Linked DNA regions of Mus musculus: all the other regions are linked to region 1. Evidence: chromatin contacts called from ENCODE Hi-C or POLR2A ChIA-PET data. All regions are on one chromosome and are shown on one strand. Each heading gives the region's core, a stretch centred on a gene start or an enhancer-like site at or near the end of the contact. The rest is flanking DNA. Distances are from core to core; before and after follow the strand shown. Region 1 has its middle 19 kb from the start of Gm45924. Region 2 holds the start of Rims2 (regulating synaptic membrane exocytosis 2). Region 3 holds the start of Slc25a32 (solute carrier family 25, member 32).

Region 1 (4,685 bases), core at 797-3,296:
GTGTGTGTGTGTAGCCGGAGTTACGTTTCTTCTTGTCCCCCAATTTAGCCCCTGAAATTCTGGGCTGATGGGAAACCTTTGAGATACTCTCCCTACTCTCCCGATGCCCAGAGTTGATAATTCCACCATGCCAGTTGGTCTTTGTACAATGTGATACATCAGCTCACTGCTCATCAAGTGCAACTGTGACTATTGTTGAACCACGATGTTCCTGTAGGGAGGCCTGAATAGGATAATCCTCACACGGAAGGGACATCTTCTGAGTGCCTACTGTGTGCTGGCCATTGTCAGCTATAAAAGATACAAAGAAAAGAAGAACAATGCTGACCCTGGAGACATTCCTGTCTCTTTTCTTTAGAAATATGAAAAGGTCCAAAATATGGTTCCCCCTTCAGTTCACAGACCCCTTTGAGCCTTTCCTTGTGGATGAAGATGTCTCTGTCCTGGTTCATCCTGAGGAGAGGGAAGGCAGAAGCTCATGTTAGGAATACTGGTGATCATCTGGAAAGCAATGAGGCTTCGGGAAGGCAAATGAGACCTCGGGCCACCCTAAAGCTGATGCGGGATGCCAGGCACTGCCAGGACACACGTTAGGAGAGACACATCTTAGAAGAGAGGTTGGGCTGACCTGTGGGGAGGCAGAAGTCTCTCAGAAGAGGGTTCCAGGCCACAGATGTTCAGGAGGAGAAAGCGCTGCCCTTGCACCCTTCTATGGGCAATGTAGGAGTGCCGGTCTGAAATCTGGAAGCTGATTGGAGCAGTCCCATCTCTGCCCCACCTTTGCCAGAGTCTGGGGCCTAGATCCAACCCCTGCGTCCACTTCTGAAGGATGGAGGCTGGGTGTAGCTTTCAGCCATCACCTCAAAGCATAGTGGATAGGGAAAGGAGCTGTCTGTCACGGATCGTTCTGTGTTAGCCACGTGCCAAGGCTTCCTCAGATATTGCCCCATAGAGGCCAGTGAGAGGGTTCTCAGCCCCTGTGAGGAGGACCACAGCTCTGACGTGGAAGCTTGCCCTGTGCCTCCTTCTTCCAAAAGCATGCCCTGTTCTCACCGGCTTTTAACCTTGGAGAGGCAGGTGACCCTACGTTCTCAGGGGAGAGGCAGGTGTCCCCACGTTCTCAGGGGAGAGGCAGGTGTCCCCACGATCTCAGGGGAGAGGCAGGTGTCCCCACGTTCTCAGGGGGAGAGGCAGGTGTCCCCAAGTTCTCAGGGGAGAGGCAGGTGTCCCCAAGTTCTCAGGGGAGAGGCAGGTGTCCCCACGTTCTCAGGGCTGTGCTTAGTAGATGTATTAACCAATTCTCTGAGCCTCACAGACCCTTCTAGAAGGGGCTCAAGAGTTTGCAAATTGAATGAATCAAGCGCAAACTCCACAACAACAAACTAAAAATCAAAACCCAGACAGGTCAGACTATCCAAACAGTAGGGGGCTCTATTCACTCATACGATAAAAGAAAAAAAATTTTTTTTTTCCAGTAAAGATTTGCTATGCCAACATGATTCTAAAAACTGCTCAAAAATAGAATACCATATTTTAAATTTAACATATATTTAAATAATTATTAAAACTTAAATAATTTATTTTTGGAGGGGAAAAAAAAAAAAACCTGCCTAGGCCTGAGAGTGTAACTCAGTGGCTTCAGACCCAGGACTCTCCTGCACAAAAGCCATTACAGAAAAGTCTTCAAAAGTGAGACCAGACCCAGCATTCACAGTATCTGACCAGGGTCAGCCACTGCCAGGCACGAGACTGGGGGGTAATTATCCTAAATTCACAGTAGCAGCTGTGACCTTTGCAGAGGGTTTGGTAAATGTCACCCTACACTGAGTGCTTTGGTCATCATCTCATTTAATCCTCAGAACAGCCCCGTGGTGATAATGGTGGCTGGAAACTGAGAACCTAGTCAGCTCTTCCCCATGCCCTATCTCCCCCCACGCCCAATGGCGCGCCTATCAGTCTTCCTCCAGTCTGTCTGGCTCCAAAGTTGAGACCTTAACCACCCGTCCCTACCACCTCACCATGTGGCAAATTACTTTTCCTTCTGGACTCTCAGTGGTGGTCTGGAAAGCAGCCAAGCGTTTGTAGGAAAGCTCTCGGTCTGAACTTGGAGGAGCTGGGAGTGATTATTACTCGTGATCTGAAAACAAGAAAAAAGGTCTGGGGGCGGGGCACTCTAGTTTGTTCTGAAGTCTGCGGTTGAGTGAAGGCAACCCAGTCATTTCAGCAGAGTGCTATGTTACCACTGATGGGATTTCGGGGAGAGATCCTTATTTCAGACTCCAGGTCTTTACCCCTCTGTTATAGTTCAGAGCAAGGCTGAGAGGGAGGGAACTTAGATTCTACGCCTGGCTTCTTTTCTTAGATGAATGAGGTCTTCTTCAGCCTCCTCGAATCTTCGTGCAAAGTTCAGGTTATTTGCTTGGCCTCCGTCAGAACTCATATAGGACAGGTCTGGTGTTGCACTGGTGGGCAGGGCAGCACCGTATGGGCGTGGCAGTGCAGACGCAGGGCTTTCTGTGGAGACCAGCATTTTCCTCAGAGCGGAGCAGCAGGCAGGCCCCGCAGAGAGGAAAGCTCTGCAGAGGGATATTTTTGAGACTGATGCAGAATCCTAAGTAGTGACGTCCCAGTGACTCAGCTGGTGGGTGGAAGTGATTTTCAATAATGACAGTATCACCATGTCCCTCCTCCCACAGTGTCTCACATCACCAAAGACGTGCGCAATAGCCCTGACCCCACTGACTCAGCTACTGAGCACCGCAGGAAGAGAATAAAGGGAACAGGGGCGGGCGGGCGCCTCACAGGCTGTCCCTCTGAACCGTGCAAACCATTTTGCATGTGGAGAGTAATGCCTTCCTCTTCCTCAGAAGCAAGCACAGAAAAACAAGGGTGGAAAAGGTCACCTTGTCCGTCTGTCCTCCAATTGTAAAACAGTCCTCCAGGAGTTAAGTGCTGCATAATTATAGCCACCATTATCAGGAAGAGGCCACTTGAGTTAATTAGAAAGGGAAGCCACCCAATTGCAGTTAAAAACATGTGGAGCTTGGTAGCATTTTTGAGAGAAAGAAACTGCAATGCTTAAATAGAGCCATTTACAGATGTCTTTTCAGACAGAACAACAGGAAAATCAGCTTAGCTAAGAAGTGTGGGTCATGGCCGATGTTTGGAGCTAATGAGTGACTGAAACAGTGCCTGTCACCAAGGCAGTCTTGTGTCCTTCCTGACCTCGGGTGCCTTCAGAGGTAAGGGGTCAATTAAGGACTTCTCTGGGGCTTGTGAAGGATTGTAGTGACCTTAGCAACAGTTAGCAGTGGGAGGAAGGGAAGGGTAGCTTCCTAGGAGCCGCCTTCTCATGAATAAACATGAGTTTGTCTTAGGGCTGTGTTGGAATAGAGATGCCAAGTGTGGCCAGAGTGCACCGCAGGAGCCAATGGCTGCAATGGTTGGAGGCTTCCGCTTCACCCCTCATCTATGCCGAAGTCTGGGGCTCCTACTGGAGAGCTGGAACCTGGAGGTTTTCTTTAATGGGCACTGTATTGAGAAGCATTTGGAGTGGGCTGGGGCAAGGCTCATTGTGCTTGATGCTCTGGATTCTAGCCCCACGGCCGCCACCCAACAAACCATTGAAGTCTGGAATTAAAAATAAGGTTCGGATCTTGCTGAAAACAAGAGTTGTGTGTGGTGGTGAATATCTACAGCAGCAACACACACAGGCGCCTCAAGTTCCACACCAGGAAGAAAAACGCCCTCTCTCCCTTCTCCTTTTCTTTCTGTTTCTTTGAACATTTATGTTAGAAAACTCAAAACTGTAAATTTTTCCTTCTTAGAAATGTACATAAATCCTTGGAGACCCTATTACCATTTTGTCAGCTCTTGGAAATGTCTCTTAAACTGGCAGAGGCCTGAAAAAAGTGTGGGACCCTCAGAGCTGCAGTTATAGACAATTATGAGTGGCCTGATATGGGTACTGGGAATCAAACCCTACAAGAGCAGCCTATGCTCTTAACTGCTGAGCCATCTATCCTGGCCTACATTCTTTTAGTTAATATGAAAAAAATCTGTCTGTCTGTCTGTCTGTCTGTCTGTCTGTCTGTCTGCCTGCCTGCCTGTCTTTCAGGATGGTCTTAAGCTCAATCAGCAGCCCAGGTTGGTCTTGCTCTCCAGTTCTTCCCACCTCCTCTTCTGTTTTATAGCTATGTGCCATCATGCCTACCTTCTTTTTTTTTTTTTTTCTTTCTCTAGACCATGTCACTGGCCAGGACTCCTAGGTAGAACAGGCCGGCCTAAAACTTAGAGCAATTCTCCTTCCTGCCTCTGCCTTGTGAGTACTGGAACTAAAGGCATGCACCACAGTGCTTCACATTTGATATATTATTAAAATTTTGATCTGCTCCACTCCTGAGTATATAAGCCAGGAGATTGTGTATATGCGCCCACAGAAAGACTTTCATATCATGTTTACAACAGTCTGTTCTTGGTAGCAGAACTGGAAACAACCCAAGCAACTTACCAAGAGGAGAAAGGATAAATGAAATGTACATCTATATGACAGAATGCTATTCTGTCATTAAAATCAATTAGCACCATGCAAAATAACATTAGTGACTCTCAAAAAACAGTATGCTGCTCCAAAGAAGCCAGACAAAAAGACAACACACAGTGATCTACAATAGCAAATTAATCTA
Region 2 (4,685 bases), core at 1,416-3,915, 490 kb after region 1:
GTAGGTCCCAGAAGGTGACTGTCTGCTGCAAATGAACCCACATTTCCCCAATCTGAATAACTGCTTTCAAGTTCACATTTAACATATTTGAAATAACTAAGCTATTTTAACCTCAGAATCTTCAGACTCAGCAGTGTTTGTGTATTCTGGGTTCTGATCCTGTTGGGATGATGATGTTGGCTGGGTTTTGAAGGATGGTATTTTTAAAAATGGAAACAGAAATAAGGTGGAACACTAGTATTTATAGTTCTATCGTCTCATTTAAAGGGAGATTTACCGTGTTCTGGCGGTTTGTGTTTCCTAGGTTAAAGCTGTACGTATACCAACTGTTTGGTAACAGCCATGCATGACAAGAAAGGAGTGTGTGTATAATAAAACTTAGCATTTGAATTTTAGGTAACAGACTCAATTTTCTTTAGAAGTGTTTTCTTCCTTAGAATATATGGCCCCCAACCTTTGCTAGACATTAGTGGTCTGGGGTATTTTCAAAGTGTATCCACGACTAAGGTCTAAGTTCTAGAAGCTGATCCATTTGCTCTAGGGTTAGGTTCAAGTATTTTAAAGTGACCCACGTTTTCGTGTCTTAACTTTAAAAACCATGCATGATAGTCTTAAATTATACTTAGTTTCTAGAGTCTGGCTCCAGCTCTATTATTTACCATACTTATACATCTTCTGATCTTGGTCTTCAATTTCCTATTGATGAGGCTGGATTAGAGATTTATAAAAATTCTTCAACTGTAAAACACTTAAATCAATTGGGCTAATATGATCTCATTTGGTTTGCACAAAGCAGTGAAAGCTAATTTGGATTATGAATCCGGTTGAAAACAGGTGAATGGTAGTAGCAATGAACAGTAGTAATAATAATATGAAACAAAACATAAGCAAACGTTTCCATTTTTTTCTTTCTAGTTACAAAGGATGGGAGAAAAACAATATAGATATTTCAGCTTAGAAATCACAAGAGACATGTAGTGCCGCTTTGTCTGTTCCCAGTTCTCTCAAACTGAGACTAGTCAGATGGTACCTGGGGAACAAAGGAGGGAGAGAGCTTACTACACGTAAATACAATACAAACCCCGAAGGTTTTACTCACCAGCCTATAACCTGGCCTAGTACTAAGCAGTGCGAGTGTGGAAGGCGTGGTAGGGGTGTGTACATACACACGCACGAACACTGTAACCTTGCTAACCAAGCACCTGTCTAGTGGCAGGAAGAGGAAGAGGGGGTGATCCAGATCACCTCAGCTGGCTCGCCCCGCCCCGAGGGAGAGCTGTCTGGGCTGCGCTGGGCTTCTCTGAGAGCCCGCGCCGGTGGTGGCCACCTCCCTCCTATTGGAGTCGGTTTTCTTCTGTTCTTTGACTGAGCCTGTCTCCAGGCTTTCTAAAATCAGGCTAACGCTCCAATAACGACTCTTCTCTAGATTAGAGTGACCGGCAGAAAGGGGCTGAACGGCCCGATTCCTCCGGGGACGTGATCTGACCCTTTCCCTCTTACACCTTCCAATCGCCTCGGGCAAACCGCCCCAGCATCCTGTCTTCTGTACCTCTCCGTGCAGCGGGTACCGACAACCCAGTTTTCCAGAACTTCCGCACTCCCGCCCAGGTCCTTTCCACTCCCTCAGGCTCTTCCCCGCTGCGAGTCCCGGGCCGCTGACACCGCAGGGACACCCACCTGCTCCGATCTTCCCTCGTCCAGGGTCCAGTACCCCGCCCGGGACAGCTCGGGGGGCGCCCGGTCCCTCAGGCTCGGCGCCAGCCACCTGAGATCCTCCCGCCCCCACCGCCCACAGCCCCGCACCCCGGGGCGCCCGCTCCCTCGCCGCCCTGCTCCTCACAGCTCCCCGCCCCGCCCCAGCCGTTAGCAGGGTCCGGGGCGAGCGTCGGCCGAGTCCGGGCCTGGGCGGTTCGCAGGGGACACGGGCCCGGCGGGAAGAGTCGGCGAGGCAGAGGCGGCGCGGGCGAGTGCACCTAGCGGGCCCGCCGCGCCGACTCCGCGGACACTGGGGGCGGCGGCGGCGGGACCCCGGGCGGGCGCGTGATGAGGCGCGGCGGGCGGCCGGCCCCGCGGCGCGCGCGAGCTCACTTGGGTCCGGGCGTTGGCAGCCGCGGGCCGCGGGCCGGAAGATCGGCCGTCTGGGGCCGGGGTGGGGGCTGGGGTCCCCTGCCGCAGCCCGCGCCTCGTGGTTCCCGGAGGGGTCCTCCCTCGCGGAGCCCCGGAGCCCGGTGACGCGCCAGCCGGCGGGACGGCCGCTCTCGCCGCCTCCGGGCGCTCGGGGCGAGTTCCCGGGACTCCCCAGGGGTCGGGCTCGCGGGCAGCGCTTCCCGCTCCGCTCCGCCGCCGCGCCGGACACTCGCGCCCCGGCCCGCGGCCGCCTCCCTCCAGTCACCCCACCCTCAGCCGTCCCCGCCACCTTACTCCACCGCCCTCCCCCGCCGCTCCGCGCACTCGGCGTCGGGGCCTCCAGCTCCTCGCTCCCGCGAACCGCTCACTTGGCAGCCCTTCGCCCCCGGGAAGAAGAAACATTTCCCCGAGCGCACTCCTCAGCCCTCCCCCCTCGGCCCTCCCCTCCCCCTGCCTTCTTTCCTGGGGGAGGGGGGCTGTCGCCTCGGATTGAAGGCCATTGATTTGTATGCATTTGTCCCAGCCCCGGAGGCTGCCCCAGCCGCCCGCGCCCGAGCCGCGGCTGCCAGCGGAGTTGCCTCCCTGCTTCCCTAGGGTGGTTCGGCTCCGCCAAACATGTCGGCTCCGCTCGGGCCCCGGGGCCGCCCGGCTCCCACCCCGGCGGCCTCTCAACCTCCTCCGCAGCCCGAGATGCCGGACCTCAGCCACCTCACGGAAGAGGAGAGGAAAATCATCCTGGCTGTCATGGATCGTCAGAAGAAAGAAGAGGAGAAGGAGCAGTCCGTGCTCAAGTAAGGACCCGGCTCCATCTTCCCGCCTCCCTCCCTGCCCTCCGCCCCCCTCGGCCGCTTCCCCGCGACCGCCCGCGCGCCGGGGATCGCCGCCTTTCCTCCCCGCCGGTGGCGCGGGGGCCACGAGGGCTGCGGCCCGCGGCCGCCAGGGTCGCTTTCTAGTTGTCAGCCGCGGGGGTGTGTGTCGCGGAGGGAGGGCGCCGAGGCCGGCTGAGGTGACGGTGGCGAGCTCGGGGAGGCGGCGGTTTCCCCGGCGCCCTCCGGCTTTCCCCGCGGGCCACTTCGGCTCCCGGGATGAGGCTGAACCCTGGCTCCTCGCGTCCCATTTCCTTTCCCGCCGCCCCCGCGCGGAGGCAGTGACTGGGGCAAGGAATCCAATATGGCCGTGCACAGGTGCTCCCGGGCCGGACCCGGGTGAAGCGCCCAGGCCCGGGGTGCCGGTGCCACCGGGGTCGCTCGTCCCGCGCCTGCGAGGGCCGGCTCCGTCCCCAGCCCCGGGAGGAGCTGCGCTGCCCACGGTCGCAGCGGACAGGAAGGCTGCGGGGCGGGCGAGGGGGCCTAAGCGCGGTCTCGTCTCGTCTCGGGTGGGTGTGCGGCCGCCGCCATCTTCCAGCCCCTCCCCCTCGGCGGGTGCTAACACCCTGCACTCTGCTGCTGTTCTTCCTGTTTGCAACTAGTAAATCTGTAGGATCCCGAGGAGACTCCACTTCCTACCATCGTGGCAGTTTGGGTTGCTCCCTGCTTGTGAAGTTCTACTATGTTTGCTCACAGTCCAGCCAGCGGGGTTTTGGCGAGGGTGGGAGGCGTGAAAGTAGCACCCAAGCATCGGTTTAGAGGCGGTGTAACTTCAGCACCAGGGAACTGTCCAGAATGAGTTTTCCTTTACTTTGGGATTCCTTGTCAGTGTAGCACTGTAGCTGAGATTGTTTCTACAGGTTTGCTTTTAAATGTTTTATGATTTTTTATATCTCGGTTGCTTCTGGAAAGTCATTGTCTGGATCTGTAAAGATCTGTAACCCTTTAATGTTTGTCCAAGTCGTTACTCACTATAAAAATTAACCTGTATATGCCTAAAGAGAGGGAGGGCAGTTCTCTTGCATGTCACCGAATACACTTTCCCATAATCGCTATAGAAACACACAACTAAAAGCGTTGACTTCCTCCTTGAAAAGAAATAGCTTACTGACCTTCACCACTTATTTTGAAAACAGGTTGTTGAATTCAGTATTTTTTTTTTTTACAAATGAAAACACACCTTGTCTAGATGTACATCTTCTCACATTTTAGTGAAGCAGATTTTACATAACCTATGGTAACAAACATATCAAATAGATATATATCTTTAAAAGATACAAGTTCTCACAAAATAATAAAAGAACAATTAGGAATTGCTTCAATACTAATTTTTAGGTTTGAATATTTACTAGGGAATTTGGCTTATTCATGGTCATAGGATAGGAATAAAAAGTTAAGAAATTTAATCAGTTTAAACTATGGAATAATAAAAATAGTTTTTAAAAAAGCTTTTTGAGCATACTCTAACTTTGCTCAACTTTAATCTATATACTAGTATGTGCTAAGATTCTGATCATTACGATTTATATTCAGATATATAAATTTACACTTCTTAATATAGTTGCTGAAAATCAGTGTTGCCAAAATGATGCTCAAATAAAATATGGCTTTATTTCTTTGACCTACATATTTAAATGGAAATGGGGTTTTATTTATAGTAAACTGAAGCATAGTGTTTATTGGCTAGTTAAT
Region 3 (4,685 bases), core at 1,573-4,072, 400 kb after region 1:
AGCTCCAGTTTACTTAGGAGTCAATGAATTGTTTGGTTTTACAGCATATGCATTCAGGATTAGCCTTCCTCACCATTGCTAGACAGTAATTTTAATAAGTGGGCTTAATTATATGGAAGCACAAAATGTCGGCATTATTCAGTACTGATGCCTATTGATGACTGTATTGGTTTATGTCAGCTCAGCACAGCTAGAGTTATTTGGGAAGAGGAACCTCAGTTGAGAAAGTGCCTTCATCCAGATGGCCTGCAGGCAAGTTTAGAACATTTTCTTGACTACTAGTAGGGATGAGCCCAGCCCACAGTGTGGAGGTGGGGATGCCGCCCCCAATTCTACCCCCGCTGCAAGAAGTCTTAGTTACACAAGAAGCAGGTGAGCAAGCCATGAGGAGTAAGCCAGTAAGCAGCACTCCTCCAGTCTCTGCATCAGCTCCTCCTCCAGGCTGCTGCCTTGAGTTTCTGCCCTGACTTCCTTGGATGATGGATGAGAAAGCTATAAGGAATGAACCCTTTCCTTCCCAGGGTGCTTTCGTCATGGTGTGTTATCTCAGCAATAGAAACCCTAACTAAAACACCGACACAACCTTTCACTGTTCATCTTCCTCAGTTCTTCCTTTCGCCATTCAGTCAAACTGCCGGCTTTACCACTACACACGCTTGCTCTGCTGTGGGAAGGACTTCAACTAGGAGTTACTATCTACCCTTAATCCCTTATTCTGTAACTAACCACTTTATCTACCCTACAAGTTTCCAATACTCTTCTCACGCTAAGGTAATGAATCTTCTCAGGTACCAAGAACTGCCTTTCCTCAAACTAGTCAGCTCTGTAGCACTGTCCAAATCCCAACCTGGCCAACCCTCAGTTTCAGCGCCTCATCTTCTGCTCCTAGAGAAAGCTGTGTCAGAGGGACACCAAGCCACAGACCTTCATCTCAAGAAGTCCAAGACTATCTATTCACATTCAAGTCACTGTTAGCAGGGACTTAGAGGTGCTACGGGGAGAGGGTAAGTGCAGGGTAGTTTCAGAGTGAAAGTGCTGAACCCAAACCTCAGATTGCTATTTACCATCTTGTGACTTGGACAACTTACTCAACCCCTACCATTATCAGCTTCATAAAGGTCATAATAAATGCCTATTATACATTCAATCAAAGTTAGTTATCAATGTTTGCAACTATTATAACAATTATTTATAGTTGCATATCAAACTCCATGGAATTATTTCTCTGCGGTGTCTTTTCTAGAATACACTCCACAGGTACCACACATTCTCCACCACGGAATGTCTTGTCTCCTCTAGCTGTCAAAATATTAATCCTGTTGAGGACTTTAATATGGAACCTTTACAGATACATACAAGCCACCTATGTTTATTTTTTTAATATTTACTTTATCATTTCATATTTCATATGTGCCCCTGGGTGGGTATGTGCATGTGCTGGCAGAGTCCAGAGATGTTAGGTTTCCTTGAAGCCAGAATTATAGACAGTTGGGAGCCACCTGCTCAAAGTGGGTGCTGAGAACTCAATGTGGGTCCTGTGGAAAGGCTAAGTCATCTCTCCAGCCCCAGCTTTCCTTATATAGTCTTTTTATATAGCCTATTTGTGCTCTTATTTTGTATTTGAATTTATTCTACTTAGCAACTGATTTCATGTTGTGTAGAATCCTTTTATATATCTTAGGGTAATTACATTTTTAAGTTTCCTAACGATAAGAAACTGTTGGTACTTCTTAGTTCGACTCCACTGTTCAACATTAAGACACATACATCAAGTAAATCGAATAAAATTAGAATGCTCTACTAAATCCATCTCTAAAGATTTGATTTTCTGGAAAAATTTAGTTTGTAATAAATGAAATAACAGAAATGGTTTCTAAATAGTTACCAAGGCTCACCTATGTAATGCAACTTGGTATTAATTCCTAAAATGCCGTGCTAATTTCCATATACTTAATTCACACTTTAATACAGTTATTTAGAGTGTAGAAGCTCCTCCTTCCTTCACCAGACAATGCATATTTTTAAATACTGCAAACTAAAGAAACTTTAGTGAATATTTTAATCCCAAACTATGACCTTACTCTCCGAAGGTGACAAAGCACCGGCTCACACACTTGTACTTTCGTCTGACTTTATACAGCCAAACACGTGGCTGCCCTAAGACTTCAAATTACCCCAAAGAGTGAATGACTCGTGAACATGAGGGTCAAATGTGACAACCTCCTTTCTCTCAAACTTCACCCACTTTCCCTATCCTTTATGGTTAGGAGACACAGGGAAAGCCGGGGTCCCCTTCCTAAATCCTAGCTCCAGGTAACGCAGGGTGCACAGCATCATCTTAGGGGCTCTCCCCCTTGTAGTAGAGTCTGGGGAGACTAATGTCTCTTCTGCGTGTAAGTGCTTCGCTGGGGCTGGCAGCAAGGGAAGCCGCCCGGGACGTGGGCAGGCTCTTACCAGCGAAGCGGATCTTCACGAGGTCGAGCGGGTGCAGCGCCAGGTTGGACAAGACCCCGCCACTCACGCCAGCCACCAGGTTCTCGTACCGGACGTGGCGGAACACCGCGCTCCACGCCGCCGACCCGGCAGCCGACTGGCCCTGGCCTGTCATGGGCTCCGGGTTCGTCGACACTACGGCGTCCAGCGCCGCCGACGTGGGGCGTGATGTAGTGGCCGCCACCGTGGCGACTGTCGCGGCCCGGGGCCTGGAACCGCAGGACGCGAGCCCACTTCCGGGACCGGAGCCCGGGACGCTGCTGCAGGCAAGTCACACCCGCGGCAAAGCGGGGAGTAGGAGAAACCTCAGAGCGGAGCTTGCTTAGCCCCGCCCAGCAGGCCTGGCCCCGCCCACAGCTGCGCGCGCTCGCCCTCGGGTCAAGACGCGAGCGACAGCTGAAGGACCGCCCCCTCCAGCTCCTAGCCGGAGAGACTACGGAACGCCGCGAGGTCCAGCTGAGCCATCCGGCTGCCACTCTGCGGAGCCACGTGACAGGAAGCCCGCGGAAGGCGGAAGTAGTGTGTCTGCGTGCTGGCCCCGGTAAGTCGAGCCCGGTTTAAAGGCTCGTGGAGTCCGACACCCAGAGCCGCCAAGATGAAGGTGAAAATGCTGAGCCGAAACCCTGACAACTATGTCCGCGAAACCAAGCTGGACATACAAAGAGGTGAGAGGAACTGGAACAGAGGAAGGGGCCTCCTCCCGGATTCTTTGGGTCTGGCCAGCTTTCGAGCAGTAAAAGGGGCGGGAGGCCAGCGCTCTGGTCTCGGTTTCCCTCTCCGCCTAGGCGGCTGCGTCCACACGGGGCTGGTGAGGATCAGAACTGCAGATGGCACATACCTCTACGTCCTTTGTGAGAATTTTCCTCTAGTGGGAAGTAGTTACGTATACACGCCTTTAATCCCAGCACTTGGGAGGCAGAGGCAGGCGGATTTCTGAGTTCAAGGCCAGCCTGGTCTACAGAGTGAGTTCCAGGACAGCCGGGGCTACAGAGAGAAACCCTGTCTGCGTTACTAAAGGTTCTCTCTCCTCCCCCTAGCATTGCTAACGTGTGGTATATGGCCCCCCCCCCCAGCTCCCAAGGTGTTTTACATGGTAATAATTTCTTTTCTTTTTTTTTTTTTTGGTAATATTTCTTAAATGAAAAGTAGATTTGTCCCCAGAGTTTGACGTTAATTATTTTGAATCTTTGAACCTCATTACTTTTTTTTTTCTTCCACTTTCACCAAACAGTGCATTGCTGGATGGAGCTGTCATGGTTTATAGTGCTTGGCCCAGGGAGTGGCCTTGTTGGAGTAGGTGTGTCACTGTGGGTGAGAGCTTTAATACCCTAGTCCTAGCTGCCTAGCAGAAAGTATTCTCCTAGCAGCCTTCAGATGAAGCTGTAGAACAACTCTCAGCTCCTCCTGCACCATGCCTGCCTAGATTTTACCATGTTCTCACCTTGATGATAATGGACTGAACCTCTGAACCTGTAAGCCAGCCCCAACTAAATGTTGTCCTTATAAGAGTTGCCTTGGTCGTGGTGTCTGCTCACAGCAGTAAAACCCTAACTAAGACAGTGGCTTACGTTACCCTTGCCAATGTGGGTGCATTTCAGGCTTTGTCTTGGAGCTATACTTATGTACGTATCTTTACATACTTATCCCTACAAGTGCCCTCCATCCTGCGCATCAGTGTCCTCTTCTGTGTTTTCAGTACACATTGTTTGGATTTGTCAGTGCTTATCACATTATCTCATGGTTCATGCTGATTAGCAGGCTTTCCTATCAGCTTGAAAAGAGAGGAAAGAATCCTATTCCTATATGCAGTGTTTAGACAATAACTCACATAAATAGCTACTTTGTAAGTATCGGAATGAATGAATGAATGGGTGACAGCTGGGACACAGAATCTTATGCTAGGAGATACAACTCTACTTTATAGTAACATCTTTTTTCAACAGTATCTCCCTATTTTTATTTATTTATTTATTTGTGTTGTTTTGTTTTTGTTTTTTCGTTTTTCTCGAGACAGGGTTTCTCTGTATAGCCCTGGCTGTCCTGGAACTCACTTTGTAGACCAAGCTGGCCTCGGAACTCAGAAATCCACCTGCCTCCGCCTCCCAAGTGCTGGGACTAAAGGCGTGCGCCGCCACCACCACCCGGCTATTTTTATTTTTATAATAGAAATATAATAGCAAAACAGAAAATAA

The links. A loop is a pair of places that touch in the nucleus more often than their neighbours do. ChIA-PET counts read pairs that join two places held with the same protein, here RNA polymerase II (POLR2A).
Region 2: a map of left cerebral cortex shows a loop between it and region 1 (5-fold over the local background). The contact joins the promoter of Rims2 here to the enhancer-like site in region 1. A Hi-C loop is called at or near these places in 4 of 37 maps with a recorded cell type or tissue (T-helper 17 cell, left cerebral cortex and regulatory T cell). POLR2A ChIA-PET finds 5 or more read pairs at or near these places in 1 of 5 experiments (embryonic stem cell).
Region 3: POLR2A ChIA-PET joins it to region 1 with 11 read pairs in Patski. The contact joins the promoter of Slc25a32 here to the enhancer-like site in region 1. POLR2A ChIA-PET finds 5 or more read pairs at or near these places in 3 of 5 experiments (Patski and embryonic stem cell).

What each region holds. Positions count from the first base shown.
Region 1 is chr15:38,707,673-38,712,357 of GRCm38, forward strand. No RefSeq gene overlaps it. Among named protein-coding and RNA genes, the nearest start is that of Gm45924, 19 kb to the right of the region's middle. Within about 2 kb of position 2,047, at least 3 of the 3 ENCODE cell types and tissues checked have a DNase peak (open chromatin) inside an H3K27ac peak, as active enhancers do; they include left cerebral cortex, where a contact is called at or near this core.
Region 2 is chr15:39,195,621-39,200,305 of GRCm38, forward strand. It overlaps Rims2 (regulating synaptic membrane exocytosis 2), which reads left to right and starts at 2,666. Exons shown (of 27, transcript NM_053271.2): 1 at 2,666-2,918. The coding sequence starts at 2,743.
Region 3 is chr15:39,109,894-39,114,578 of GRCm38, forward strand. It overlaps Slc25a32 (solute carrier family 25, member 32), which reads right to left and starts at 2,823. Exons shown (of 7, transcript NM_172402.3): 1 at 2,455-2,823. The coding sequence starts at 2,608. Dcaf13 (DDB1 and CUL4 associated factor 13) reads left to right here and starts at 2,981. Exons shown (of 11, transcript NM_198606.2): 1 at 2,981-3,158. The coding sequence starts at 3,089.